Linked DNA regions of Homo sapiens: region 1 is linked to region 2. Evidence: chromatin loops called from intact Hi-C (ENCODE). Cell type or tissue: OCI-LY7. All regions are shown on one strand. Links, peaks and the distances in the headings refer to the core of each region. The heading gives the core; the rest is flanking DNA. Region 1 overlaps LOC105378575 (a long non-coding RNA gene). Region 2 holds the start of MIR202HG (MIR202 host gene).

What was found. Peaks named below come from ENCODE experiments on the same cell type or tissue, not always from the same donor. Only the 100,000 strongest peaks of a DNase experiment are listed, where the experiment ranks them.
Region 1: a loop joins it to region 2, with 2.5 times the contacts of the local background. A loop is called at or near these places in 1 of 110 quality-filtered maps.

What each region holds. Positions count from the first base shown.
Region 1 is chr10:133,510,790-133,525,936 of GRCh38, reverse strand. It overlaps LOC105378575 (a long non-coding RNA gene), which reads left to right. Exons shown (of 5, transcript XR_946512.3): 2 at 1-6,266; 3 at 11,609-11,717. It also overlaps the pseudogene LOC124902569. Among named protein-coding and RNA genes, the nearest start is that of CYP2E1, 9.0 kb to the left of the region's middle. RefSeq lists a cis regulatory region at 121-127, an enhancer at 1,957-2,277, a promoter at 1-2,286 and a silencer at 5,535-5,734. In OCI-LY7, for the core only: CTCF peaks have their summits at 5,414 and 5,632 (motif pointing right); a DNase peak (open chromatin) is centred at 5,586; H3K4me3 peaks cover 533 bases.
Region 2 is chr10:133,244,211-133,259,357 of GRCh38, reverse strand. It overlaps MIR202HG (MIR202 host gene), which reads left to right and starts at 11,473. Exons shown (of 2, transcript NR_108079.1): 1 at 11,473-11,567; 2 at 12,308-12,879. MIR202 (microRNA 202) reads left to right here and starts at 11,738; the gene lies at 11,738-11,847. RefSeq lists enhancers at 1-22, 1,021-1,320, 10,551-11,065, 11,582-12,096, 13,665-14,517 and 1 more and a silencer at 12,182-12,301. In OCI-LY7, for the core only: CTCF peaks have their summits at 12,006 and 12,212 (motif pointing left); a DNase peak (open chromatin) is centred at 12,187.

The sequences.
Region 1 (15,147 bases), core at 4,215-6,714, 270 kb before region 2:
CAGTGTGAGGTGGCAGGGACAATTCCCTGGGCAGAAACAGCTGTCCAGACCCCTGAACCCTGTTGTCCTGTGTGGGCCCAGCCAGGCCTGGCCGGGACAGACACCCATTGGGGTCCACAAGTTTCCTCGATTACTGGTTCCTTCTTCTAGTGCTTGAGAGCAGCAGAGTCAGCTCCCCACAGACTGAAATTGAAGCCTTGGCTTTGGTGGGGTGAGAACAGGAAGCATCAGGGTGGAGAGGCAGAGCAGGCCTCTGGCTCCCCTGGGCTGAGGACACCTTGTCTGTGCAGCTCACCTGAGTGTGCACATCCCAGGCGGGACCCGCGTGCCCTGGAGAGTCTGTGCCTCACAGGGATGCAGCTGTGGTCTGAGTCCTCTGGCCATAATACTGTTAGATGCCCAACCAACATCAAATTTTATATACGGGAACACCTCGTTTGAAAATAATGACATTTCTGTGTGCTTCTTTTCAGAAGCCGGGGCTTTTATTTGTTTTGCATCTGTCCCATTGGCAGGACACTCTAGGACAAGGTGAAATAATCAGGATGACAGAGTGCCTGTGCCTCTGCCCGTGACAAGGTGAAATAATCAGGACGACAGAGTGCCTGTGCCTGTGACAAGGTGAAATAATCAGGACGACAGGGTGCCTGTGCCTGTGACAAGGTGAAATAATCAGGACGACAGGGTGCCTGTGCCTCTGTCCGTGACAAGGTGAAATAATCAGGACGACAGGGTGCCTGTGCCTCTGCCCGTGACAAGGTGAAATAATCAGGACGACAGGGTGCCTGTGCCTCTGCCTGTGCCCGTGGCAGGGTGTTCTTCAGGCTTCCATCACGTCTGCTGTTGGCTGGGTGTGGCAAAGAGGTGACTGTATTGGGACAATTTTCTTCTTTCTCTAGATAACTAACAGTGTTTATCAGGGATGAGAGTTGGGTTAATGAAATCTTTTTTTGATTGAGACAATCCTGTGATTTTTCTCCATAGACCTGCTAGTATGATGCTAGAAGAAAACACTGTCTCACAATGTACCATAAAATTACCATAAATTTTTATATTGTATCATAAAAGTACCTCATAGTTCCACATCACAACCAACTCGTTCATGGAGTGATACTCTTTTAACACCCTAAGGATTCAACTTGTTAATAGTATTTTTAGTAATTTTGCATCTATACCCACAAATAAAATCGGGCTATAATTTTTGTGTTATATTAGGTTCTTGCATAAAAATTGCACTATTCTAGAAATCATTGCAAAACCCCTGTCTTCTCTGTGACTGGGGATACTTTATACTGTAGGGGAATTTTCTGTGCTTCAAAATTTTAATAGAACTCACTAGTAAAGCAATATAGAGAAGATTTACTGGAATTAAATAATTGTTTATAAAGATTAGAAAGATAATTTTAATTGGGGAAGTAAAATATCTCCTTTTAACGAATGCAAACAACACAAAAGTGGGTGAAGTGGAAACTGCGAGTCCCAAATTCACCCTACAAAGGCAGCTTCCATATTTTAAACCCCATTGAGAAGGAAAGATTCTGCTAATTCTCTTTTTATTATTTGCAGTTTTAATTTTGTACCTACTAAAATACTTTTTGGCACTTACTTTAATTCTGTGTATAATGTGCATTTGAGTTACTAGTGTTCTTTGACTTTGACCCAAGAGACTTCCTTTAGTATTTCTTATGACAGGCTTGTGAATTCTCTCGGTGTTGTTTATCCAAGAATGTCTTAATTTCTCTTTCTTTTTGACATTTGATCTTAGCCAAAAGGCTGACATATTTTAAATTTTAATTAATAAATTAATGGGGGAGGGTACCAGAAAACCTGCTAGACAAATTCTAAAGAGCTGTAATACTTCTCTCTTTTTGGAAGAATGTTTTCTGGATATAGAATTCTTGGTTAGCAGTGTTTTTCTTCAGTGCCCTGACTGTGTCATCTCACTGCCTGCTGGTCCCATGGCTTCTGGTCAACAAGTGCTGTTATTTTATCAAGGGCTGATTTACCTGACGACTCATTTGGTTTCGGCGGAACAGGTTCCTGCTATTTTATCCAGGGCTGATTTACCTGATGACTCATTTCGGTTTCGGGTGAACAGGCGCTGCTATTTTATCAAGGTCTGATTTACCTGACAACTCATTTTGGTTTTGGGTGAACAGGTTCCTGCTGTTTTATCAAGGGCTGATTTACCTGACGACTCATTTCAGTTTTGGGTGAACAGGTTCCTGCTATTTTATCGAGGGCTGATTTACCTGACGACTCATCTCACTCTTGCTGCTTCCAGGACTCCCAGTTTCCCTTTGATTGTTTGACTACAGTGTGTGCAGGTATGGCTCTCCTTTCATTTATTCTATTTTGAGAATAAATGAATAAATGACAATAAATGAATATTCATTTATTAAGCTTTTGGATATGTAGATGGATCTTTTTCATCAAATTTGGGGAATTTACACCCATTATTTCTTCAAATAGTATTTTTGTCCCCTTATTTTCTCTCTTTCTGTGATTCCCATTGTACCTGTTAGATACCCTTGATGATGTCCCAAAGGTCTCTGAGGCTCCATTCATTTTTCAACACTTTAGCTGGTGTTCACATTGCAGTTCTGGAGGAACAGATTTTCAGAGCTTCTTATCCTGCCATTCTAGAAGTGCTTCTCTTGTCTATCCTATTTATCAGGAAAATGAGAGCTTTCCAAGAAACTTCCAGAAAATCTGAGATTTTTTAAATTCTTGGTTAGAATGTCACCACTCCTCTGTGCAAGAGGGGCTGGAAAGTGGAAAGACCTTTTAAGTGAATGTGTCAAAATATTAAGGGAATTAGGAATGGGATTGATTACTAATCAATAGTGTGTACCATACTATGGTTGTAAGTATTCTGTGTATTCTTCCAAACTTCAAAAACAATTTATATAAACATACACACACATACTACATTTTGTATTTCACAATTTGTCTATTTTGAGTTGATGAACAATTCAAATGGTTTCCCCAACTATTTATGTTACAAAAGGTGCCACAATGGTGCCCTGTAGATGTATCTTTGTTCAGACATGCACCTATCTCTGTAAGTCAGTTTTGTGGGAGTGGGACGGTTAGGTCACTGGATATGTGGATTTACAATGTTAATAGGTATATAAAACTGCTTCCTCAAAAGGTTGAAACACTTAAAACCCCCCACAGTAGGATGGGAGAGCCAATTTCTACACATCTGCTCCAACACTAGATACTGCCAGTCACCGATAACTGAAAATTCATATGTCATTACTTTAATTTGCATTTCTCTGGTCAATAAAGAAGTAGAGCATCTTTTCATCTACTGATTATTTATTTGAATTTCTTTTTTAATGAAACAATTCCTTCCCTTTTCATATTGGGATTTTACATATTTCCTCTCAGATTTTAAGGACTCTTTGTCTATCAAATAAATAGTAGTTGTTTTCATGTTTGATGGTTTGGAAGTTCCTCCCAGTCTCTTGTTTGATTTCCCATGTAGAAAATTAGATTTTTATACAGTTAAACTTTTCAGACTTTTCCTTTATGGCCTTTGGAATTTAGACAATGTTTTCTAAAAGACCTTCCCCATCAATTATTTTTAATTTAAAAGTCACCATTATGGCCGAGCACGGTGGCTCACGCCTGTAATCCCAGCACTTTGGGATGCCAAGGCGGGCGGATCATGAGGTCAGGAGATCGAGACTATCCTGGCTAACACGGTGAAACCCCCTCTCTACTAAAAGTACAAAAAAGTGGCGGGCGCCTGTAGTCCCAGCTACTCGGGAGGCTGAGGCAGGAGAATGGCGTGAACCCGGGAGGCAGAGCTTGCAGTGAGCCAAGATCTCACCACTGCAGTACAGCCTGGGTGACAGAGCGAGACTCCCGTCTCAAAAAAAAAAAAAAGTCGCCTTTAGAAAAGATCTATGTGGTCTTGTCATTTCTAGGTAAGGTGCCTTGATTTCTCTGACTAGAATCGTGTTTTATTACATTATCTTTTATTTTAAAAATCTACTCAGATATGTTAATATGTATTAAAATTGGCAATTAATCTTCTAATTGTATCTTTTACTGTTATATAAACATCTTTTTGACTCCCCTGATAACTGTTGCTACATGTGTTTGCTTTTCGTAGTATTTCCCTGGTCTATCTCTGCTCATCATAATATTTAAAGTATCTTTATGTTATTTTTGTTCTTGATAGGTGTCCTGTAAACATTCTATAGCTTTGACATAAACGGAAAGTTTTTCCTTTTTATAGAATTAAACGGTCATATTTATCACGATTACTAAATTTGGCTGTTACGATGTGAATGTATGTGTGTGTGTATGCGTGTGTATGTGTGTGCATGTGTGTGTGTGCATGTGTGTATGTATGTATATGTATGTGTGTATGTGTGTTTCCTTTCCCTATGTTCGGATTGATCATTTTTTGTTTGTTCTTTTTGCTTGATGATTTGGACTCCTGTTGTTATTCTACCGGTGGTTACCCTTGAATCTGAAAACACATATAGACCTATAGTTTTTTTATTCACTTGAATAATTTGTCAATATCTTCTGATCTAAACAAGAAGGGACCTTAGCATACTGTTCTTCTCTACTTCTCTTGCAATATACACTCTACCCCAAATCTCAGGAATTTTAGTTTTAGAATATTAGTTTTAAATTTGTTCAAATATACTTCTGTTTTATAAATTAATTTTTATCTAAGGCATTCACATTTTCAGCCACCTATCGAGTGATTATTTGCCCTCAAATATATGCTGTACCAGTCCCTTCGCCTGTTTCTTCTATATCATATCTTGTCTTCCATGGATTCCTGCTCCTAGACACACAACATCTTCCACATAAAATCAGGACCCAATTTTATGTGGAGAGGGTGGGCTGCACGAGGAGGTACACTTGGAATGCCCACCTCCCTGGGCTACTTGACCTCCCTCCATAGCCAACTTCTCTTCAGTGGCAGATCACGTGGCAAAAACATGTTGTCAGACTGACAGCAAACTTGCCTCTCCTCCCTTCACACTCACAAGTAGAAAGCATAAAACATCTCAGAAGTGCTCTAGGAGGATAATCAGTAGCCATAAACCCTTGGACCACAGAGCTACGAGGCAGAAGAATATTACTCTTCTGGGCACCCAAAAGGCTCTGGATAAGAAGGGAGGAGAGTACGGATGGGGCTGAAAACATGCTCAGAATGGCTGATTTGAGGGCTTTCCCCTGGAAACTTCCTCTTGTTTTGTATTGTCAAAAGGTTGAGAACCTTAAAACAGACATTTGTGTGGGCAACTATCTGATGTTCGATGCCATACTTCACTGGAAATAACGACCTTGACAAAAGCCAAACATCTGTTCCAAGTAAAACAAAAGCAGAGAACACACAACCTCGCCGCGTCCAAAGGGCAAGCCACGCTGGTGCAGGAACGAAGCCTCCCGCCTCAGAGGGCGCGGGGCTCTGTGCTGTGTCCTGTCTCCTGTCAGCCGGCTCTGCCCGCACGCTGAGCTGCGGTTATGGCTCCGGGAGCAAACAACCCGGAAGTGGCAGCGCGGCTGGGCGGAGGGCGCCCTCCTGGTTCCGCTGGGGCTGCGGCTCCCTGAGGCCCCGAGGGGACCCCGCTCACCCGGGCCCCGCCCACCAGAGGGCGCCAGAGAGAAGCCACCGGGGAGGCGCCTGCGCTGTTTCCCTGAGCCTCCTGGTACCCCGTTTGAGACACAGGAAAAAACGCGTGAAAGGCTTCTGTAAATTATCAAGTGTGGTGACGTATGAACCCCAGGCAGCCCACTCCCAACCCCAAACAACATCTCATTCAAGCTGCGTCTACCAGAAGCTCGCACATCCAACTGCCTCCCTCCAGAGGTAGCCGCTGTCCCGAATTTTGCTTTGAATGTTCCCTGTGATTTTCTTTTTTATACTGTGTAATTGGATTTTTAAAGGGATTTCATAACATTTATATTCCCGGAGGCTTGAATTTTTTTGCTCATCGTTTTTCGTTACCACGTAGTGAGGTGTTGCTGCAGTTCCTCGACTTTGTGACTCCACAGATACGAATATGTGGCACTTTGTTTAACCACTGTCCTGTCCGATTATTCCCAAGGTTTTGCTACTGCAGACTAGGAACATTTTTGAACATGATTCCTGGAGCACTGTGTAAGAATATCTCTAGGCCAAGTGTATACCTGGGCAACCTAATATACATGGAACCAGATTGTTTTCCAAGTATTTGAACCATTTACCTGCGTCCAGTGGTGTCTAAGTGTTCCTGTTATTCCCAACAGTATGTACTAATAAATTTCTTAATATTTTCCGATTTAGTCAATATAAAATGATATTTAACTGTGGTCCCATTTTGCATTTCCCTGATTATAAAGTAGAGAAACTTTCTCTCCCTATCTCTGTCTTGTCAAAATTATACATACTTTTCTCTGAAATGCCTACTCAAGTATTTTATGTATTTTGCTCTCCTCTTCCCTTGGGGTTTTGGTCTCTCATTGTTTGCAGGAATGCTTTATTCTGATCCGTCCTCAGTTCTATGTGTTGCAATAATTTTTTCCATTCTTTAGGTTACTTTTCTATACTATTTATGGCATTCTTTTTATCAACAGATGTTCTCAAGTTATCAGTCTTGCATTTTTGGATTAGCACTTTCTGAGCTTAAAAAAATCCCTTCTTCCAGCCTGGGTGTTGGAGTGAGACCATGTCTCAAAAAGAAAAATCCTTTCCTAGCCAGAAAGATGATAAAGATAACTGCTTATTTATAAGGTTTTACTGTTCCCATTTATGCCCTAAATCTATGTAGAATTTATTTTTGTACATAGTAAGGACTAAGGAAGTTTGTTTTCCCATATAGATATGAATTGTCCCAGGATCCTGTCTCTGATCCCCAAATCATCTTCCAAAACAAGACAAAGTTCTTACACAGGGAATGCATCAGAGGCCTGTCTCTCCCTGGTCCAATGCCATAGCATTTTAATTATTATAGCTTTATAGTAGTATTGATATCAAATAGTGCAAGTCCTGTGGTGATTCACTCAGGATGGTGGCAGAAATATTAAAGGGACATATTAGGGAAAGTTATAGGGAATAGTCACAAACCTTTTTGGAAGGCTGAAAGGTTACATAGCTTGTAATAATTGAACAGGCTGAAGGCAGCGGGTTCTTACCTTAGAGCATTAGGTCATAGGGTAAATACTAGGGACAATAGAGGCTTCCCCAGTTAAGTCTGTTTACCCTACCTCCATTAACTAACCTTTGAGCCAGATGGCCCTCTTGGTGCGGAGGAGGTTGACCAGGGAAATTGCCCCCTAATGGTATTTAAACCGTGGTACCTGAGCTTTAATCATTCATAGAACTACCGTCTTAACCATGTTAATTATCCACAAGTGTGTTGACTCAGAGCTTCTGTTGTTAAGCGTATACTAAATAAATGCCTGAAGTGCAAGCTGCTCAGAGCCAGCCACAGTGACAAACCTCTCTTGGTGTGTAGGCTGTCGGACACCGAGCTGGACTGGCAAAGCAGAATATCTCTGTGTCAGTGTACGTTGTATTCATCCATCGTTTGGGTCAGGGTCTGCAGGCACACCCCTGCAGCTAATGCCCTCTTGTGAGGAGCAATACCTCGAGTCCCACCACCGTTTTTTATTTCAAGAGTGCCTTGCATACAAATTTTAAGACTCAGTTAGTTAAATTTCCTCAAAAAGTCTTTTGAGATTTTGATTAGAATCACATAAACTCTGTGAATTAAATATCTTTAAAATACTGATTTTTCCTATCCATGATGTGGAATCTGTTTCCATTTATTTAGGCCATTTTAAAATGTTTTCAATAAATTTTATAATTTTCCGCATGTAAATTGTACACATTTTTGTTAACCTTACTCTTAGTTAACGTTGAGTTTTCTAAGCAGAGTTCTTGATAAATTATGTTTTCCAACTATTTATTGCTAGTGTATAGCAATACAAATGATTTTTGCTTATTGATCCTAGAGGCAGCCCCCTTCCTAAACTCTCTTATTTCCAATAATTTCTGTGCAGATTCTTTTGTGGTTTCTCAGTAGACCATCCTGTCGTCTGTGACCAATGAGAGTTTTGCTTTATATCTTTCAATCCTTATTCCTGTAATTTCTTTTTCTTGTCTTATTGCACAAACAGATCCTCAGTACACTGTTGCCTTGATTTTTATTTTAATGGGAAACATCTCAGAAGTTCTCTAAGAGGACGCTCAGTAGCCATTGCCCCTTTATGAATGATGTTTATTGTAAGGTTTTGATAGGTATACTTTTTGAGTTTAAGGAAATTACCTTTTATTTCTAGTCTACTAAGAATTTTTAAGTTAATAATAGATGTTGAATTGTATTAAATGCTTCTTTTGAAATGTTCAGATGATTTTCCCCTTTAATTTGTGAAAGTGGTGAATAAATGTATGGAATAAACACAGTTTGGTCCTGACAGTTTGTCTTTTTAATGTATTGACGGATTTGCACCCAGAGGAAGGGCTGGCTGGCAGCTGCATTTGGTTTACTCACAGGTTGTTTTGGATTTTTGCATCTATGTTCAGTATGAGGCTGGCCCATAGTTTTCTCTTCTGTCTTTCTCTGTGTTGAATATCAAAATTATCCAGGCTCCAAAGAATGATTTGATGACCATTCATTCATATTTGATCCTTTTGAAGAGTTTATGTAAGATTGAAATGATCTAACAGCTTTAGAAGAACTCACTTTTGAAACCATATGGTATTTTTACTTGTGAAAACATTTAGAATTAATAATTCAATGTATTTAAGAGTAGCATAACTGGTCAGGCTCTACACTTCTTGAATTGATTACGAAAACTACATTTTTTCTAGGAATTGTGATTTCTTGTAAGCTGTCAAATTTATTCACATAAATTTGTTTTAGTATTGTCTTATGTTTACAGTCATGGTTGTATTTATCATTATGTTCCTTTGACATCCCAAACATTGTTTATTTGTGCTTTTTTGTGCTTAAGTAGTCTCAGAAGCAGTTTCTCTACTTTATTAATCTTTTTCAAATAGCAAGCCTTGGTTGTGTTCCTCTCTATTTCCTCATTATTTTGTATTTCATGATTTCTGCCCTTCTTTGGGTCCAGTATGCTGCTTAGTTTCAGTTGGACATTTGGCTTATTAATTTTCAGTCCGTCTTTCTTAGTACAAGGACTTATGATTATATATTTACCTGTAAGATCTTCTGTTACTGCTTCCCCAAGTGCTGATATTTAACGGTTCCATTATTCACTGAGCTCTGTGTGCTTTCTTAATCTCCATCCCTTGATTCATGATTCATGTGCAAATGGGGTATTTTTCAAAATATATAGAAATTATTTTTTAATTAGAGAAAATTTCAAATGTGAAAAAACAGTGAGAGAAAGATAAAGCACCCCCACATAGCTAACACTCAAATTCAACAATGGTCAAAATGCAGTTAATTTTGTTGCATCTTTAGAGTTAAGACCTTACTCTCTCTAATCTCTCTCAAACTACTTACAATGCCAATACCACAGCTAAAAATAAAATAATTTTATGAAGATTGTTAGTTTATACTTTTACTGATGTCTAATTTAATTCCATTGTTGTCAGAGAATGTGGTGTGTATATAAGTTTTGTACAGTTTACTGAACTTACTGTATGGCCTAGCACAGTGCTCCCTAGAGTGTGGTATGCAGACCATCGGTGACGAGGCTGTACAGAAATTGAGAGCAGGCAACTGTTCAAACTGTGTTCAAATACGGCAAACACAGAGCTGTAAACAATCCAGCTGTTTCTAGACCTCATTTTCATTTTCTCTACATTTCTTTTCTGTTCATAAATCTTCCACCACGTGGCTCCACTGCAGTCTCTCTGAGCCTATTCTGGCCTAATTAAACTCTGTTAAATTTAATTTGTCTAATAAAGCTTTTCCTTTAAATATAGGATTGGAAGAAATATTGGCCACAAAGGAAAATTCACATTGGCAGAAGTCATAATGAGTTAAAAATAATGGATATGAACCCCCCACAAAAAAACTAAGGAACCAAATCTTCATTGGATAATTTAAATGGAGAAACTAATCTAGAATAAAACCATTAATGTAAAATTAAAGTGCAAAAAAGTCAGACAGTTCAACTACTCTGTGTAAAAACGTGATACGATATTAAATAACTTAAGAGAATTTAAAGAAAAGTCATGAATGTTGGCATAATTCAGTGTTAAAGTTGCATACGTATGTCCAAATGTCACCTGAATTAAAACATCCTTACAATCAAAGTTCAGGATAGAAACTCTCGGGCTCAAAGGTCTCCTGCCTTCCCTACTTTTATCTTGTTAATTTTTTTTTAAAAAAAGAAAAACCAGGTGTTGTGTGTGTGTGTGTTTGAGACACAGTCTCCCTCTATTGCCCAGGCTGGAGTGCAGAGGTGAGATCTTGGCTCACTGCAGCCTCAATCTCCTAGGCTCAAGCAATCCTCCCACCTCAGCCTCCCAAGTAGCTGGGACTACAGGTGCGTGCCACCAAGCCTGGTTAATTTTTTTTTTTTTTAGAGACAGGGTCTCACTATGTAGCCCAGGCTGGTCTGGAACTCCTGGCCTCAAGCGATATTCCCACCTTGGTCTCCCAAAGCACTGGGAAAGTTTAATTTTTAATGAAGTATGACGTATATGTCAAGGTTTATTTGTTTTGCATGTGGACACTCGATTTTCCCAGCACTGTTTGTTGAAAAGACTACCCTTTGTCCATCAAGTTGCTACTGCACCTATGTAAAAACAGGTATATTTGTCTGGGTCTATTTCTGGGCTGTCTATCCTGACCCATTAACTTGTCTTTGTCTTTCACCAAAATCATACTCTTTTTTACTGTACCTCAAGCTGAAGGACTCTTGCTACCCAGTTTACATCTTTAAATTGGGCAGCGGGAATAAATTAGGTAACGAGAGTCCTACAACTTTGTTCTTTTTCATAGTTGTTTTGACCATTCTAGTTCCTTTGCCTTTCTGCATAGATTTTAGAATTATTTGATCAATATCTGATTGCTAAGATATTGATTAGAATAGCATTGAATTTATAGATAAAACTGGGGACAATTGATGCACTAACAAGAATCTTTTCCAACCCATGAACATGACATATCCTGCATATATTTTATTAAATTAATATCTAAGTGCTTCATATGTTGCTATTGTAAATGTTTTTTAAACATTTAATTTTATTTAAAAATTCTAGTTTCCTATTTAGTTATTCATTGCTGGTACATAGGAATACAATTGCCTTTTGTACATTGACTTTATATTCTAGTCTTGCTAAACCCATTTATTAGTTTCCAGTAGCTTTTGGGGGTAAATATGTAGGGATTTCCATATAGATAATTATATAACCTATGAATGAAAACAGATTTATTTCTTCTTCTCCAATCTGCCTGCCTTTTATTTCTTTTTCTTGACTTACTGCACAGTATTGAATAGGAGTGGAGATATGGTTTGGCTGTGTCCCCACCCAACTCTCTCCTTGAATTGTAATAATCCCCACATGTCAAGGGCAGGGCCAGGTGGAGATCACTGAATCATGGGGCAGTTTCCCCCAGACTGTTCTCACAGTAGTGAATAAATCTCACGAGATCTGATGGTTTTACAGATGGGAGTTCCCCTGCACAAGCTCTCTTACCTACCACCATGTGAGATGTGACTTTGCTCCTCCATCGCCTTCCACCATGACCATGAGGCTTCCGCAGCCATGTGAAACTGTGAGTCCATTAAACCTCTTTCCTTTATAAATTAGCCAGTGTCAGGTATGTCTTTATTAGCAGCGTGAGAGCACACTAATACAAGTGGTGCGAGAGGAACTGTTGACATTTTTTCCAGTCTTGGGGGAAAGCATTTACCCACTTATCTTCAAGTATGATGTTAGCCGTAAGTTTTTGTAGTTGCCCTTTGTTAAGGTAGGGACATTCTTTTCTATTCCTAGAATGCTGTGAATTTTTAGTGGGAATGGAGGATGAATTTTATTGTTTTTACAGTATTTTTTGAAAAGACAATATAATTTTTCTTATTCAGCCTGTTAATACAGAAAATTACATTAATTTTCCCATTTATTATTTTTTAAAATGTATTGAGGTGAAATTCATTTAACAGAAAATGGATCGTTTTAAAATGAACAACTCAGTGGCATTTCGTACATACACAATATTGTGCAACCGCCACCTCTGCTTCCAAAACATCCTCATCATTCCAGAATAAAACCTCATACCCATCAAGCAGCTTCTCTCCATTTCTCCCTGCTCCTAGTCCCTGGCAATCACCAGTCTGTGTTCTGTCTTTAGGAATTGACCTATTCTGGCTATTTCATGTAAATGGAGTCATACAGTTTCTATTGCTCTATCTTCAAGTTAGTCTTTCCTGAGCTGTGCCAGTTTCCTGGTGAGCCTTTTGAAGGCATTTTTCTTCTCTAGTGCTGTGGTTTAAAATTTCTATTGTTCCCATGACGTTCATGTTTATAGTTTCCAGCTCTCTGCTAAAATGACCTACCTGATCTTGCGTATGGTCTGTCTTTTTCATTAGGACCATTAGCATATTACTGAGTTGTTTTAAATTCCCTTTCTGATAGTTCCACCACCTGTGTCATATCCGAGTCTAGCAGTAATGATTATTTTATGTCTTCTGTTTTTCCTTGCTTTTTTGCATACTGGACATCTTGTGTAAGACAGTAGATACTAAGGTCAAAAGTGTTTTATGCTTTGAGAAGAGCACACATTTTATTTTGCTAGTTCTTTATGTGTGGGGGCTTGTGCTCATCTTAATGGGGGTTAGGCTGAGTCGCAAGTTTGTTGTTTCTGTGTGAACATGTACCAGCAGCTCCTGATTCCCCTAGACATACTTCGAGTTTGTCTGCATGCATCGCTTTCGCTCTCTCTTTGCTCCTGGGAGAGAGGCTCTCTCTTGCAGCTCCACCAGCTCTATTCCACTGATATTTTTATATGATGCTTGTCAGTGAGATTATGGAGTGTGGAGGAGGACAGCATTCCCTGAGGTTCTAATTTAGCCTCAGTCTTCGGCAGACCCTGTCTTTCCAGCCCTTCCAAGCTCCAGGAATGCTGTGGGATCGCCTGTAATTTTCAGAGGCAGAAGTTCCTCCTTGATTGTGTCCCTCCACAGAGCACTAGATAAGGAGAGAATCAGTAACTTCCACTTATGCAACATCTTTTAAAGTAATTTTCTAGCATCTATTTCTGAGATTTTAAGGACAATCATGGCATGGAGACATCCTATAATACTCCAGTGGCATCTTGAAATTGCCAAGACTGTGAGAAGCATTTCAGAAACCTGGGGAATTATTTTCTGGATTTAAATCATGTGGAAGTTGTGGTGCTTTTAATATATTTATCTCATTTGGATGTTTCATATGCAGAAGATATGTCAGTTGTATTCATAGCCTAGGAAATAGAGTCCTGTCTAACACTCCATAGTTTGTATTTTTTAAACTTAAAACTCTATTTACAAGGACAATCTTCTGTGTCGTATATTTTGTAGGTTAATATATGCCCAGAAACAACTCCCACAAAGCCCAGACTCCTCAAGTGCATGCCAGGGAATAACCTTTGTATGAAATCGAATGATAATATGTTGCAAGAGTTAGATCAATTTGCAAAAGAGTCCGTTAAATGATGATGACAGCACAATGTGAAAAGCTGGCAATAAGGCACTTCCAATAATAGATATGAGGACATCACCAGTGTACATCAGTTTCAAAAGTTCTTACTTTTTTCAGTAATCTGATTTCAATTTCTAATTAATGAAGATTGGGGAAGTTACCTTTTAACTATTTCTAACTTTGTTGACTTAAGATCAAAGAATGTGGACTGTAAAGTGTTTACTTTTTATAATTTGATAAGGTTTACTTTGTTCCCAAGTACAAAATTGATTTTTGTAATTGGGACATGAACACACAAACAAAACGTTATCTTCTGTTTAAAAAGTAAGTTTAATGATTACATTATTCAGTTTTTTCCATATTTGCTTCTTGTACTAAATTTGTCCAATTCTGAAACTGTGTTTTGAAGGTTGCCACTGTCATAGAACTATGGTCTAGTTCTTTTTTTATTTCTAGTAGATCTCAGTTCAAATATTTAGTTCCATGTTTTTGGTAAATAGAGATTTGTGGCTGTTACATCTTCTTCATAAATTATGCCTTTTATAATTGTCTACTACCTCTCTGTGTCCTGTTTAGTGCATTTATCTATAAATACTGCAGCTGTTGTAATCTCAATACTATCAAATACATAAGGAAAAGTATGCTAAGTGTATAGCCTGATGGGTTATCACAACATGAGTGTGGCCATGCCGAAGGGCTTTCAGAGTAGAAACATCACCCGCCCTCGGAAAAACATCACTGGCTGTCACCAACTCCTCCCCTAGTCCTAGGGGAGTTTATCCTACCTTTTAATACCACAGAATAGTCCTGGCCACTTTTAGACTTTATGTAACATTCGCTGAATCACACAGTATGCATTCTTTGTGTCTTAATTCTTTTACTTAGCTTCATGTTTGTGTGATTCACTCATGTTTGTGAACTTAACTTCATGTTTGTGTTATTTGTAGAAGTAGTTCATTCTTTTTCACTGCTATATATTATTCCACTCTGTGAGTATAGCATGATGCATCAATTATACCCCAAACAATACTGTTTTTTCTACTTTTTCACTATGCAAATAATGCTGTCATGAAATTTCAGTGCCTGCCTTTTAATGCACCTGCGTTGCTTACCTCTGTTGTTTATATATCTAAAAGTGAAATTGCTGTAACGTAAGGTAAGCACAAGTCATAAGTCAAGCTTCTATGCATGTGTGAGTCTGCACTTTGTGTGGCTCCATTGGTTTATTTGTCCCTCCTTGCACCAATCCCACACTGTCTTATTTAGAACATTTTAAAAATTACTCTTGATATCTGATAGTGTAACTCTTCCAACTTTGTTCCTCTCCTAGGGGATATTCTTGGCCCTTTGCATTTCTACCTACATTTTAAAGTCATCTTGTCCATTTCTACCAAAAACTACTGAAATGTCTGGAATCGCACTCAATCTATAGATCAATTTGTGGAGAACGGATATGTTGCAACAATGACTGCTCTAATTCATAAACATGGTATCAGTTATTTCTGTGCAAGGAAACTCCCAGAACT
Region 2 (15,147 bases), core at 10,957-13,456:
TCCAGAAAACAGCTCATCCAGATCTGGGCACCCGCTCAGGAACCGCGATGTCGACATCATCTCCAAGAGCCCCTTCAACCCCGAGGCCCCTTGGGCACAGCCTGCACACCTGCCCCACACACTCTGTCCTGTGTCCCGGGCCCCTGTCTTGAGGTTCTGCCCTCCCCGGTGCCCCTGGGCCGAGGGCTTAGTCCCCTGCGGGGTCTCAGGAAGGAACTTCAGGGCCACAAACCTCAGGAGGGTTCCAAAGCCGCCTCAGGAGGCAAGGCGAAGGCAGCTGAAAGCAGCCGCTTCCTCCCTGAGCCAGAAGGCAAGGCCCCCTCCCCCTGCACGGCCAGCTGCTGCACCGCCCTGCAGGGGCACTGAGGCACAGCCCTCTCCACCCAGTGTCCCTGCAGTGCATAGGCTGAGAGGGCGGCTTCCCAAAGACTGGCCTGGTCAGGTGTGGTCAGCTACCCGGGGCCGCCTGTTCCCAGAGCCCCTCTCGAAGCCAGGCCAGGGCTGCCTCTAGGAAGGGGCCATTCCCAGGGGAGCAGCCCCTCAGTGCCACAGTGGGCTGGGGAGGGCCACGGCGGGTGCCAGCCCCCAGGGTCCGCCGCTTCCCCGCTGTCAGGGGGACTCGGTCCTGGCTCAGGAGTCCGGGTCATGCTGGGTCATGCACGTGGCAGGCTGCAAGCGGTGCTCCTGGAATCAGGAGACTCAGGTTTTCTGGAGTCACTGCAGTGACCCCTCAGAGACAGGGCTCCCACAGCACAGATTTCAGCAGGTCCTGCAGCTGGGGCTGGGCAGGAAGTGCTGGGGAAGGGCCTGGCCGAGAAGCCCGAGCCAACCCAGGCCTAGGCAGCTTCTGTCAGGAGCTGTGGCAGTGCCAGACCCTGCCCTGCCACCCCGGGTGGTGACAGCACAGGCCACCGCTCAGCTCCAGGTGCCCCCACAGGCTCATGCACACACAAACAGGGCTGCCTGCCACCTGCGAGGAACCTGCTCTCTCCAGGGACTCAGAAACAGGCGCCAGGCCAGAGACACACCACAGCCAGAAAGGCAGGTATCAGGAGCCAGCGGGTGCTTGGTGCCTGGAGGCCACACCCCAGACACCCACAGGCAGGGCCGGCTCACCCGCCGGAAGACAGGCCCAGGAGGCCCTCTGCAGGGTCCCCAGGATGACCAGGGCCCTGGTGGCATGAGGCTGGTGGAGGGTGTTGAAGCCAGGAACCCTCTCGATGGAGTATGGACCCCATCCTGGCTGGAGGAGAGGTTGTCAGGGCGGGGCTGGCCCTTGGGAGGCACCACAACCCCTGTGCAGGGTACCCCAACCGGGGAGAAGCCACCAGGCCACGCTGGAGTGGGAGCCAGGACCTCAGCGCCAGGTCCCCACCGCGTCTGCCGTGCCCACCCCTAGAGGGTGCTGAATCCTGGCCCCTCCCAGCTCTGGGTGTGTGGTGGGGAGGAGCTGCTTCTCTCCGTCCTCACCCGGCCTTGCCCTCGGCCAGCAAAGACCGCAGAGGAGAGTGAGACCCTTGGGAGCTCCCTGGGCTCAGGGGTTCTGAGTGCCTGTGCTGGGACCTTGGACGGCCAAGACACCGCTTGACTTCCACCTTCTGTCCTCTGGCGCCCGCCTGCACCTGGTCCTCTGCCTGCCCACGCGGCCAGCTAGAAAGCGCGCGCCCTCCAGTGGGAAGGAGAGCAAGGAGTAAAACGTCCCGCCAGGGAGTGGGGAGTGTCAGGAAATTAGGAGGAAGTGTCGGGGCTGCGGCTTGCCGGGATGTAGGAGCACAGGCCCTGGGGCAGAGGAGGGGCGGGGGGAGCCGTGAGAGGCCCGGAGGGAGCAGGGGAGGTGGAGAGGAGCTTTCCCCAGTGGAGCTGGCAGGAAGAGTCCCAGGTGCAAGGAGCGCATTTTAGAATTCCAGGACTCGGGAGGAAACCTGCAGGATGAGGGCTCCCCTTGGGGGCGGCCTGCATTTCTCAGCGGGAAGGTGGGTGTGGGTGCCCCTCACATCACCTGGCGTTTATTTTTGCATGTGTGAAATATAACAACAATTTCCTAGGGGAAAACACCCTAGGGTGCACAAAAGTTGTAAAAATGGGAACATATGGTCCGAAACTCACTGCTGAATAATGTGCTGTCATGAAATTTACTTCAAAAACCCCCTCACGGAGTACAATCTTGGGTAGATGAAGGAGAAAAAAAGTAAAAATGAATTTAAAAATCTCTTAAAGCTTCTGTTTTTTGTTTTTTATTTTTGAGACAGATCTGGCTCTGCTGCCCAGGCCGGAGAACAGCTCACTGCAGCTGGAGCCGTTCTCCCACCTCAGCCTCCGGCACGTGCCACCACGCCCAGCTAATTCTTTTCTTTTCCTTTTTTTTTTTTTTTTTTTTTGAGACAGGGGTCTCACTCTGTTGCCCAGACTAGAGTGTAGTGGCACAATCTCAGCTCACTGCAACCTCCACCTCCTGGGTTGAAACGATTCTCCTGCCTCAGCCTCCCAAGTAGCTGAGATTACAGGCGCCCGCCACCACGCCCGGCTAATTTTTGTATTTTAGTAGAGACGGGGTTTCACCATATTGGCCAGGCTGCTCTCAAACTCCTGACCTCAGGTGATCCGCCCGCCTCTACCTCCCAAACTGTTGGGATTACAGGCGTCAGCCACTGCGCCTTGCGTAATTCTTTTCATTTTTTGTAGCAATGGGGGTCTCACTGTGTTGCCCAGGCTGGTCTTGAACTCCTGGGCTCAAGTGATCCTCCTGCCTCTGCTTCCCACAGTGCTGGGATTACAGGTGTGAGCCACTGCGCCTGGCCAGCTTCTTTAGATCAAGCTGTAAATAACTTCAAATAGTAAATTAGTAGAGCAGACACGACTGACTAAAATTATTAGCAATGAAAGCACAAAGGAGTAAGCAGGGGAGGCCACCCTGAGCACGTCTGGACGGCTCGCGTGGGGAGTCCACGCTCAGAGCACCCCACAGGTGTGCAGGAACCGGCATGATCCACAGTGATCGCCTTTGGTGGCAAAACTTATTTCTTTTCTGCAGTACTCACAATTCTCCATCATAACAATGTGTCGTTTTACAAGCAGGAATAAATGAAAACAATGGCTGTTCAAAGCTTGCTGGAGAGAGGCGGCGGCAAAGCTCTGCTGCTCCCCGTGTTTCTGGAATCTGTTGACAATTGTATCTGCGCTTCTCACAGATTCTGAGAAGGACACGTATGTTTAACAAATATATATAACTTCCTCAGAGAGCCACTGAAGGCCAGGTGCGGTGGCTCATGCCTGTAAACCCAGCACTTTGAGAGGCCGAGGTGGGCGGATCACCTGAGCTCAGGAGTTCACGACCAGCCTGGGCAACACAGCCAAATCCCGTCTCTACAAAAAATACAAAACTTGGCCCGGCATGGTGCCCGTAGTCCCCTCTACTTGGGAGGCTGAGGTGGGAGGATCGCTTGGGCCTGGGAGGTGGAGGCTGCAGTGAGTCGAGATTGCACCCCTGTACTCCAGCCTGGGCCACAGAGTGAGACCCTGAAATAAAGAAAAGCTGTGGACGTGGCTGAATCGTGTGCACCGCTGACCCCCAGCATGTGGGCCTCACCCACCATCCACGCGACGCCCTCGCCAGGAAAAACAGAGCCATGTGACCGGGGAGGGTTGATGGGGGTGTCCAGAGGCCAGAGTGCCCTGGCAGGGTGGCCCCCACCCCATCTGTCCCTGGAGGTCTTTGTCTCCTTCTGTGCTGAACTCCACCCTCCAACAGCTCCCCGTGGCTGCCCAAGCAGGGGTGGCGGGGTGTCAAGGAGGGTGGGCGGCGGGACCGCGGGGCAGAGGGGCTGTGCATCCTGGGTAATCCCACCCTCGCCCTGGGTGGCCACCAAGCGGTGCCGGCAGCTGGACCTGGGTGCGGAGTGTGGAGCCGAGTTCACCTGCCTTTTTGTGGCTCCCAGAGGAACACGCAGAGACCCAACTGAGGCCAGCCTAACTGGGGCTGCTGAGGGTCAGCCCCGGCATCGGCTCGGGGCACCAAGGACCCAAGGAGACTGAGCAGGGACTGCAGCCGCTCAGCGGGGGTTGGAGGTGGCAGAGCCCTCCTCAGCCTGGGGGAGCTCAGCCCTGTCCTCAGTGAGAAAGACCCCCAGCCCCTGGCAGCGGACGGCAGTGACCACACAAGGGCTTGAGACCTGGGACTGGGACCTGGGCCGAGTGTGGGGTCCAGACCCAGGTGGTGGAGAAAGGGGTAGGCTCTGCAAGTGTGTGTGTGTGCATGTAGTGTGCTTTGTATGAGTGTGGGGTGTGTGTGTGTAGTACTAAACACATCATGTGACGTGTATATGTGTGTGGTGTGTGTCTACATGTGGTGTGGTGTGTGGGGTATGTATATATGTGGTGTGTACATGTGTGGTGTGTACAGGTGGGATGTGTATATATATGTGGTGTGCACATGTGTGGTGTGTGGGGTGTGTATTTGTGGTGTGTATGTGTGTGGTGTGTAGGTGTGTGGTGTGTGGGGTGTGTATATATATGTGTAGTGTGTACATGTGTGGTGTGTGTGTTGGGTGGCACGTGTGCACATGAGACACGGGGTCCAGCCCGGTGGCCCCAGCTCCTGGCCAGGCAATCCCAGGGGACAAAGGCTCCTGGACAAAATGGCTTTGGCCCCTTCCGCCCGCCGTGGCCTTGGAGGGCAGAGGAAAGTTCTCATGGCCCAGCGAGTGCTCCTGATATGTGGGTGTGCACAGGAGAAGAGAAAGAAAATATCAAGAAGCCGTGATTATCTCCTCTGAGGGAGTCACAGACACGCAGCCTTGAAACGCCAGCCCTGAGCTTAGGGCAGGGCTCTCCCAGGGCCGGGGATTAACTCTTTGCTTCCCTCTCCCTCCGGGGCTGGGGGCTGCCTATGGTGGCTCAGCTGAGCCCCTGGCCCACCAGCCCCTTGAGACCATCCCAGACCCTGCCAGGAGCCAGGCGGTGATCAGCCTCTGGGCACAGGCCCAGCCCTCCATCTCCCCTACAGCCGGCCTGGAGCACAGATTCCAGGGCCTGGCTCCCAAGGGGACATCCCATGGGGTCCCAGAGCCTCAGGAGCCTCAGGGCCCGGTCACTCAGCTGCACTGCCCTCCACACATGATCTGGGGCAGCCCCAGCACGCCTCAGGTCCTCAGTCTGACCTGGATCCCGGGAGCCCCCTGAAGACAGACGAACCGACCTGGGTCCTGGTCACTGCTCCAAGCTCATGCCCTCTCCATAAACTCGGTGTGGGGCCACCAGACGTAGCAAGTAAAAATTCAGGACACACAATTAATTCAAATTTCAGTGAAACAATGAAAACTTACAGTGTGAATGCATCCTAAATATTTCATGGGACATATTTATCCTAAGAAATGGTCCGTGTTCTTCCGAGACGCACATCTGACCCTGGGCCCCGTGTTATTCTGACCAGGGCATCCCAGGGTCAGCCGACCACCGCAGAGCGGGCACCCCCACGGCTCCGCCGCACAGCCCCAAGTTTTATTTCTATTTTATTTATTTTTTGCGGAATAAACAGTCTCAAGTGCACAAGCCCAGGGCTCTGGCAAATGCGTCCAGTGCGTAACTACCTCATCCTCAGGCCACGGAACATTCTACCGGGGGGGCCCTGTCACCCCACGTGGTTTGGCCTGCTCTGGGGAGGCCCGAGACCCTGTGTGTCTGCTTCTTTCTTGTACAGTCATCATGATTTTTTATCCATTTCTGTGTGGATGAAGGAGACTTGGGGACTTGGAGTGGTTCCTGTTTGAAGACCTTCTCCTTCTCCTTCTCCTTCTCTTCTTCTTCTTTTTTTTTTTATATGGAGTTTCACTCTTGTTACCCAGACTGGAGTGCAATGGCGCAATCCCGGCTCACCGCAACCTCTGTCTCCCGGTTTCAAGCGATTCTCCTGCCCCAGCCTCCCGAGTAGCTGGGATTACAGGTGCCCACTACCACGCCTGGCTAATTTTGTATTTTTAGTAGAGACGGGGTTTCTCCATGTTGGTCAGGCTGTCAGGCTGGTCTCGAACTCCCGACCTCAGGTGATCTGCCTGCCTCAGACTCCCAAAGTGCTGGGATTACAGGCGTGAGCCACCATGCCCAGCCTTCTTTTTTTTTTTTTGAGACAGGGCCTCGCTCTGTCACCCAGGCTGGAGTGCCTTGGACCATCACAGCTCACTGCAGCCTCGAACTCCTGGGTCAGATGATCCTCCCGCCTCAGAGTCTCGCATAGTTGGGACCACAGGTGCATCCACCACACACAACTAGTTTATTTTTTAATTTTTTGTAGAGACAAGGTCTCACCATGTTTCCCAGGCTGGTCTCAAACTCCTGGGCTCAATCAATCCTCCTGCCTCAGGCTCCCAAAGTGTTGGGATTACAGGCGTGAGCCACCCACCGCACCCGTCCCAGAATGTTCTTATTGAAGTCTTTCTGGGGACGGATGATTTCATTCCTCTTTGTAAATGCTTAGGAGTGGAATTGCCAGGTCACACGGTGGACACAGGTTTCATTTGTAAGACTCTGTCCATCTCCGAGGGAACTCTATTTCCAGCACCTCCTTTGACAGGTGGGGAAACTGAGTCCAGGAGCGGTCAGCTTTGCTCTAGGCCTCGGCTGCTTCTCTGGGGTAGCCATTGACATCGCCCGGCCTGCAACTCAGGGGTCGGTGGGACCAGCACATAACCTGAGGGAAGTGCTGACTCCCGGGACACTGGACCTATGGGGTGGGGGCTGCAGGGCAGGGTCAGGAGCAGAGTGGGACAGGGTGCAGGGCAGGACAGGGTGCAGAGAGGGATGGGGTACAGGGCAGGACGGGGTGCAGGGCAGGACGGGGTGCAGGGAGAGCTGGGGTGCAGGGAGGGATAGGGTGCAGGGCGGGCCGGGGTGCAGGGTGGGCTGGGGTGCAGGGTGGGGCGGGGTGCAGGGCGGGCTGGGGTGCAGGGAGGGATGGGGTGCAGGGCGGGCCGGGGTGCAGAGCGGGGCACGGTGGGGTGCAGGGTGGGATAGGGCAAGATGAGGTGTGGGGCAGGACGGGCTGCTGGGCAGGGTTGGGCCCAGCCTCAGGGTGTGGCCAGTGTAGACTGAGGTCTCCACATGCGATGCAGGAGGAGCAGGCCACCCTCTTTGGGAACTTCAGCAGGGAGAGTCCACCAAGGGTTAACAGTGGGCTGCCTTTGGCCAGAGACAGCTGCAGGGACACCCCCGCCACCCGCCTCCACCGGGCCCCACAAGGAATGGAATGGAGGGAGTGGAGCCGCCTGAAGGCCACCCGTTATCACCGCCAGCTCCGTGCCAAGCACGTCTGCCAGACCCACAGAGATCCTTTCTGTTTCTGGTGGAGGGAGGGAGGGTGGCCGGTGTGTTTGGTGTGGAGGGGCTGCTATTGGGGTCTGAGGCACCCAGGGAGTGTCTGGACCCACAGCAGGGCCCCTGCCCAGGTGGTCATCCTGACCCCTGCTGATGGGGGAAGGACCAGGACACAGTCCCCGGCTGGTGCTGGCTGGACTGCTGAGGCCTTCTCGGGGTTGGCGGTGCAGCAGGAGGCCCCGGGATGGTGGGAAGGATGCCCGGGTGGGGCTCCTCTGCTTTCAGGCCCTTCCACCCCTACTCTGCAAATCTCCGGCAGGAGGTCCCCAGGATGGGTGGGAGCCAGGCTGTGCGGCCTCCAGTGGGTGAGGTGGGTCCCTGTCCTCCTGCTCACAGGCTGGGTTTCATTCAAAGCACTGGGGAGCCACAGGGAGCTCGGGACGGGGGCAGGTGTGTGGGGTGTGCCTGTCGGGAAGCCTGGGGTCCACCTGCGGGTGGTCCCTCGGCCCTCAGGGGCTGGGGTTTGCTCTGAGTCCCTCCCGTCACCTCACAGAATCCCCTGAGGGGTCTCAGGACCTCCAGGGCTCGTAGCCAGGATGGCCAGGCGACACTGACACCTGGTCCCTCGGCTGCCGCCCCTCTGACCAGTTCCACCCGGCAGCCCGAGCCCAAGACAGCACAAGACAGAGAGACAGAGACAGCGGGGAAGCAGGGAGACAGAGACAGAGAGACACACACAGAGAGACAGAGACAGCAGGGAGGCTCTGGGCTATTCTAGGGCATCGCCCAGTCCCTCACTTGGTTTCCCTAACTTTTTTCTGGATTATAAACCCACACCTGCTGATCAGGAAGACTTTCATCATCCACACGGGTTTAAAGGGGCTTCCAGGGACCGGAGGGTCGGGCTGCGCACAGGTGTGAGGACGGCCACCCTCTGCCCACTGCCTGGCCCACAGCCTTCTGTGGCTCCTTGAGGCCTAGGGGGAAACAGAGGGGGGTCTGGGCCCCCACCCAGTTGTCACCCCAGCTCCCAGGCTCCAGCCGATGGGGCCAGCAGGAAGACGGGCCCTGGGCTCCTCCACCTGCAGAGGCAGCAGAGGGTGGCCGTCCCCACACCTGTGCGCAGCCCGACCCTCCGGTCCCTGGAAGCCCCTTTAAACCCGTGTGGATGATGAAAGTCTTCCTGATCAGCAGGTGTGGGTTTATAATCCAGAAAAAAGTTAGGGAAACCAAGTGAGGGACTGGGCGATGCCCTAGAATAGCCCAGAGCCTCCCTGCTGTCTCTGTCTCTCTGTGTGTGTCTCTCTGTCTCTGTCTCCCTGCTTCCCCGCTGTCTCTGTCTCTCTGTATGTGTCTCTCTGTGTGTGTCTGTCTGTCTCCCTGCTCTTTCTCTCTGTATGTGTCTCTCTGTCTCTGCCTCTCTGTCTCCCCACTGTCTCTGTGTCTCTGTCTCTATCTCCCTACTCTCTGTCTCCCCACTGTCTCTGTCTCTTTGTTTGTCTCTTTGTCTCTGTGTCTTTGTCTCTCGGTCTCTGTCTCCCCACTGTGTCTCTCTATCTCTGTCCGTGTCTCTCTCTCTTTGTCTCTCTGTGTCTGTCTCTCTCTCTGTCTCCCCACTGTCTCTGTCTCTTGGTCTCTGTTTCCCCACTGTCTCTGTCTCTGTCCCTCTATGTCTGTGTCTCTCTCTGTGTCTGCTGATCTCTCTCTCTCTGTCTCTGTCTGTGTCTCTCTCTGTGTCTGCCTCTCTCTCTCTCTCTGACTCTGTCTGTGTCTCTCTCTGTGTCTGTTGGTCTCTCTGTCTCTGTCTCTCTGGCCCTCTGCCTGTCTCCTCCTTCCCTCTTGCAGAACCGAGGTCAGGAGCCCAAGGTCAGGGTTTGCATTATGTGTTTCCCAGAAGCCTCGCCGGGCAGCTGTAAACGGGGAGAAACGGGGAGAAACAACGGGGAGAAACAGGGAGGGCTGATGCTGGGCGGAGGCCCAGGATGGGGGGCTCTGCAGGGGCCTTTTGAGCCCAGGCCCCCGAAGTGTGATGCTGGGGCTCTCTGTGTAGGTTCTAGGTGTCTGGAGGAGTGGGGCCCCTCCCCTGCTAGCCCCCCAAGGACTCTTCCTCGGATCCTCGGACCTCATGGAGGTGGGGGACCATGGGCGTGTGTGAGTGAGGGTAAGCATAAGTGTGTGAATTGTGCATGCGTGTGCGGATGTGAGCGTGCCTGCAGGAGTGAGTGTGGGTGAGCCTGAGTGTGTGAATTGTGCATGCACGTGTGTGTGGATGTGAGCATGCCTGCAGGAGTGTGCGTGAGCCTGAGTGTGAGCATGCGTGTGTCTGAGCTCCACGTTCCCTCCTCCCCCAGAAGGCAACCCTCAGCCTGCCAGCAGGTGGATGGAGCCCAGCAGCCCCCCGTGCCCACTCTGGGCCTCGTTGTGGGGGACCAGCCCTGAGCAGGGCCTGTCCCCAGCCCCATGTCCCCACCAGGAGGGCTTGTGACCGACTGATGTGCTCCCCCCCACCCCTCTGTGGCCATCGCTGGTCGTGACAATCACCTGCTTGGCCTGGCGTGCAGATCAACGGTTTGCACAAGGTGGGGGCAGAGGCTGCTCCCATGGGGGGTCTGCAGAGTGGCCTGGCAGGTGGCTGGGTCATCATCCATCGTCCATCATCCCCATGGTCCCTATGGCTCCTCCTGCCCAGCAGGGCCCACTCGTCCTTCCCCAGACGGGGCTCCTGGCCGCCTCGGGGGCCATCAGGAGGGCGCTGGACAGTCTTGCAGCCCCACCTGGCCCCTCATGCCCCCCACGCCCCTCCCCACTCAGGGGACAGGAGACTCTCGCGTACAACAGTCAAGGCCCGCTGCACCTGGGGGGTGTGTGGGTCCATTGTGTGCGTGTCTGTGTGTGTCTCTGTGTACATCTGTGTCTCTGTGTGTCTACATGTCTGAGTGTGTCTCTGTCTACATGTCTGTGTCTCTGTGTGTGTCTATGTGTGTCTGTGTGTGTCTCTGTGTGTGTCTATGTGAGTCTATATGTGTCTACGTGTGTCTATGGGGGTCTCTGTGTGTCCCTGCCGCATGTGGGTGCTGCGTCGGGTCAGTCCTGAGACTCTGGCCCTACAGATCACAGGTGCTGGGGCCAGGCGCCCGCACGGGCCTGCCTAGCGACGTTGAGTCTCCCCGAGGACATGGTCACTGAAGAGGCCTCTGAGGCCTCAGCCTTGTTCCTTCACCAGCCTCCACTTGCCTACGTCCTGGGGAGAGACCGCTGGCTGGGGTTCAGAAGCCCTGTCCCTGGCCACCTGTGGAAGCCCTGTGCCCTGGCCTCCTCTGGGCCTCTTCCTTGTGTCCTGAGCCTGGGACACAGGGACAGCCCCAGACCTGCAGGAGTTCTGCTGCCTGCCTGGGCCCTTCGGCCGGGGGCTCCCTGGCCCTAGGAGAGGGTGTCTGCCTGCCTGTGTGGTCTCGCTCTGTGTGGGCAGCTGTGGGTCTGGCCAGCTGTCCCTGAGGGGCCCTCTCCCTCCGACCCTGCACTCTTGCCCCCAAGGCTGCAGAGCGTGGCCCCTCTCCACGTGCTCGCGGGCTCTGTGGCCCGGGGAAGGCTCTGGGCCTCACTGGACCAGTGTCCGCCTGATGCCGTGAATCCTCAGGGAGCCCCAGCTGTGGAGGCCGCCCCAGGCCAAGCAGGGCCACCTACCCTGGGGGTGGGGTCTGGTTCCCAGTGGCCAGGACAGTGTTGGACACGCTGGCTGGGGGTTCTGAGAGTCCCTGTGAGCCAGGAGGCTGCGGGTGCAGCCCAAGGTGCTGCTTATTGCTGAGCTGGGCAGGCCCAGGAAGGAGAGTCGGCCCCTTCCCTGGACAAGCGATTCTTGCTCACGTGTGCTTTCCGGGCCCCTGACGCAAGCAGAAGCGCGTGGGGAGATAAGGGTTGGAGGAGGCGGGGGGACAGGCTGGCCCCATCCCAGCTCCCGGGCCAGCAGCCCCCGGCCCACAGCCCTCGCCGCCCGCCCGCCCGGCGGGCCCTGGCTCAGCACTCTTCTCACAGCAGGTCTTTGTGCCCCAATCTGGCAGGTGCGGGGGTGCGACGGGGTCCTTGGCACAGAGCAGCCCTCTGGTTGCATGTGACAGCGGCGGCCAAGGTCTCCCCTGCGCATAAATGTGGAGCTCGCTCGGCAGCAGCAGAACTCCCGGCTCAGAGAGTTCTCCACCGCTCCTCCCAGGCTCACGAGGCTCACGGGCTACCCAGCGCCAGCGGCCCAGGAGGCTGGACCACAGGTAAGACGAGGCCCAAGGCCTGCCTCTGGGAACTCGGCCCTGGCTTGGCTCTGCCCTCCTCACTCCCACAGGATCTCCGTGCCCACCAGGCCTCAGTCCCGACTTCTCCCTGCTGCCCGGCACGGGACCCTCCCCCAGGACAGCCACCTCCCAGTGCTGAAGAGCCGGCCCGCCTCAGAGCCGCCCGCCGTTCCTTTTTCCTATGCATATACTTCTTTGAGGATCTGGCCTAAAGAGGTATAGGGCATGGGAAAACGGGGCGGTCGGGTCCTCCCCAGCGGCACCTGCACCAGTGCACCTGCACCTGCTCCAGCAGCACCTGCCTCCTGACTTGGGACTCCACCTGCTTCCTTTCTCCTCGGCCGGGAGCCCCGGGGCTTTGACCCCCACATCCTTGGGGCAGAAAGGGGCCAAATATTCTAAAACAAGGGAAACGTGGATGTGTGCTTTTGTGTGGGTTCTGGAAGTGTCTGGGGAGGACGTGGTCCAGGCCTCTGCCCTGGGTTGATCTCTGCAGCCCCTGAGCTGGGACCCAGGATGCAGAGAGGAGGGCTGGAGCTGGGCGGTGCTCTGTGACCAGTCTGACCGGAGTTGGGGGTGGACCCATTACAGGAGGTGGCGGGAGGGACAACCTGGGCTCTGGGGCCGCCTGGTGGTCGGGGGAAGTGGGGCGGGGTGCCTGGGATCTGGGCTCTGGCTGGGAGGATCCACAACTCATTCTTTGGACATTTTCTTTGCAGACTACGAAGCTGCACCGTGTGGGGCCCACTTTTTATACAAGCGGGTGGCGGTGGATCCAGGCGCAGACGGGAGTGAGGCGTGGCGGAGACGCGTGCACGCTGGGTCTGTGCACTTTTGCTGCTGCTGCTTTTTTTTTTTTTTTTTTTTTTTGAGATGGAGTCTCGTTCTGTCACCCAGGCTGGAGTGCAGTGGCGCGATCTCGGCTCACTACAACCTCTGTCTCCCGGGTTTAAGCGACTTTCCTGTCTCAGCCTCCCAAGTAGCTGAAACGACAGGCGCCTGCCACCATACCCGGCTAATTTTTTTATTTTTAGTAGAGATAGGGTTTCACCTTGTTAGGCTGGTCTTGAACTCCTGACCTCATGATCCACCTCACTCGGCCTCCCAAAGTGCTGGGATTACAGGCGTGAGCCACAGCGCCCGGCTGGCTGTTGCTTCTTAACACCTTTATTACTTTTGTAATCATGGGTATGAGTTGATTTTCTGGTCAGAAATTTCAGTAGAGCTAATTTCATTTAAATGTGTGAGATGTGGTAAAGTTTTGACAATAAATACAAATTTTGACAAAGCAGCTCTGTCGTGCTGGTCTCCTCTCGTTCACGGTGGTTGGACGTCACATTAGTCACGTGTGGACTTGGGGGAACTTAGTTAAAAATGCATAAACACGGGGGGATGAAACGGCTCCTGGGGCCTCGGTTGGGGGCCTGGGCTGGGCACCGGTCTGGGGCCACCCTTCTGATGACCAGAGCCTGGGACCGGCCGGCAGTGTTGGGAGAGCCCAGAGGGACGGCTTGTGAGGGTGGGGGGCACTGGTCTGTCCTGGGCGGGGGCCCCGCAGCTTCCAGGCCTCCACAATGGCCAGGGTGGGACTGCGGTCTTGACTTCCCACTGAAGAAAAATGGACAGGGGGTCCCTCATCAGCCCTGTTTAAAGAATGACAGTCGGCTGCTGTCTTAAAAGGAGGCCTGAACGGGAGTCGGGGAGGCCCCACCCTTCAGCCAGAGTCCTCGTCAGCCGGCAGGGCCACGCCCAGGTCTTTGAAGGCCACAGCCTTTATCACCAATGAGCCCAGCAAATGGAGCAATGAGCTGGCTGAGAGGCCCCCAGGCCGGTTATCAGGGGCTGCCTCCCCAGGCTGCGCCTCCTCTCCAAGCCTAGCACTAATCTCATCTGATAGTCACCTCCCACCTCCCTCACAGCCCGCAGCTGGGGTGTCCGAGGGGAAAGATCAGGCAGCAGGCAGAGGGGTGGGGTGCTTCCGGCCGGGGGGCCGCAGGCCACATGTGGAAGGGCAGCCACGCCCCCCACCCCAACGAGCTCGGCTGCTCCCCCTGCCCCCTAGGGAACGGTGGAGGTCGGCCCTGCTGGGGAGTCTCTTGCAGGCCTTCGAGTCACTCTCCACAGGACACCTGAACATAGGGCTTTAAAGCTGCACAGATAAAGCAGGTATTACCTCGCTGTGCTGTGCGGACATGCAGCAGCAGCTGTTACTCCAGACAGTGTCGGCAGAATGGGGATGCAGGCACGGCTGGATCCAGGGAGCCAAAGGCTCTGCCTCACTCTGCGCTCGTACCCCGCCTGGCTCCGTCCCTCCGCCTCACTCTGCGCTCGTACCCTGCCCAGCTCTGTCCCTGCAAGGCTGCGGTGTAATTAACAGCACCTGCTGGGCTGTGAAAGGAGAGGCCCCACTCTCCAGTATGGTGCCCATTTCCCCAGAAGAGCTGTGGTTCTGAGGGCTATGCCCTCCCTGGGATCTGGGCTGGGTGAGCTGGGCCGTGTGCCCTCACCTGTACTGCAGGGTGGGCGGCTTGCTGGGCAGGGAGAGGGATGAATTCCCCCAGGAAGATGGGCAGGGCTCCTGCCAAGACCCCACCAAGGTGGCTGTCCAGGCTTGCCAAGACATGCCCACGTATCAGGTCCAGCCACTGAGACCCTGCTGAGGGCATTGGAAGGAGCACAGGGGCCAGGACGGGGCTGGAAGGCGTCCCAGAAACGGAGGCCTCCTGGCCACAGCCCCCCGGTCCTGAGGCCGTTGTCCTGTGAATGGTAGGTGGGGGCTGAGGGGCACCATGGGGGAGTGGCTCACTGTGGCTTCTGTGGACAGCCAGGCTGGGAATGAGGGTCCTCCTGGCCTGGGAACAAGAGGAAGCCCTCTGAGACCCTGCCTTGGGGAGTACTCAGGAGCCCCAGGAGTCCCCTGAGAAGCTGACCGCCACTCTGGGGCATGAACGGAACCTTTCTGAGGTGGGGGTGGCAGAGCCTCCCAGCCAGGCTGCAGAGGCAATGGGGGGAGGGCCAGCGCTTCTGGTACTTACCTTTTTTTTTTTTTTTTTGAGTTGGTGTCTTGCTCTGTTGCACAGGCTGGAATGCACTGGCACGATCTTGGCCCACTGCACCCTCCGCCTCCCAGGTTCACGTCATTCTCCTGCTTCAGCCTCCAGAGTAGCTGGGACTACAGGTGCCCGCCACCGTGCCCGGCTAATTTTTGTATTTTTAGTAGAGATGGTTTTCACCATCTTGGCCAGGCTGGTCTCGAACTCCTTACCTCATGATCTACCTGACTCGGCCTCCCAAAGTGCTGGGATTAAAGGTGTGAGCCACCGCGCCCGGCCCAGGTGATTTTTCTTTGACTGGGGGCTGTGCAGGGCCCCACCAAACACCCCTAAAGGAGGCCAAGGCCTGCTTTTGTTCAGTGAGCCCACTTTGCTCCAGAGGTCCTGGCGTGGCCTAGGAGGCCCTGAGCACTCTGCCACTTCCTCACGGCCTGGAAGCCGACAAGTCTGGGCTCAGAATGGGAGTGAGTGCTGGGCCTCGGAAGAGACGCTGGGGCCGGCTAGGG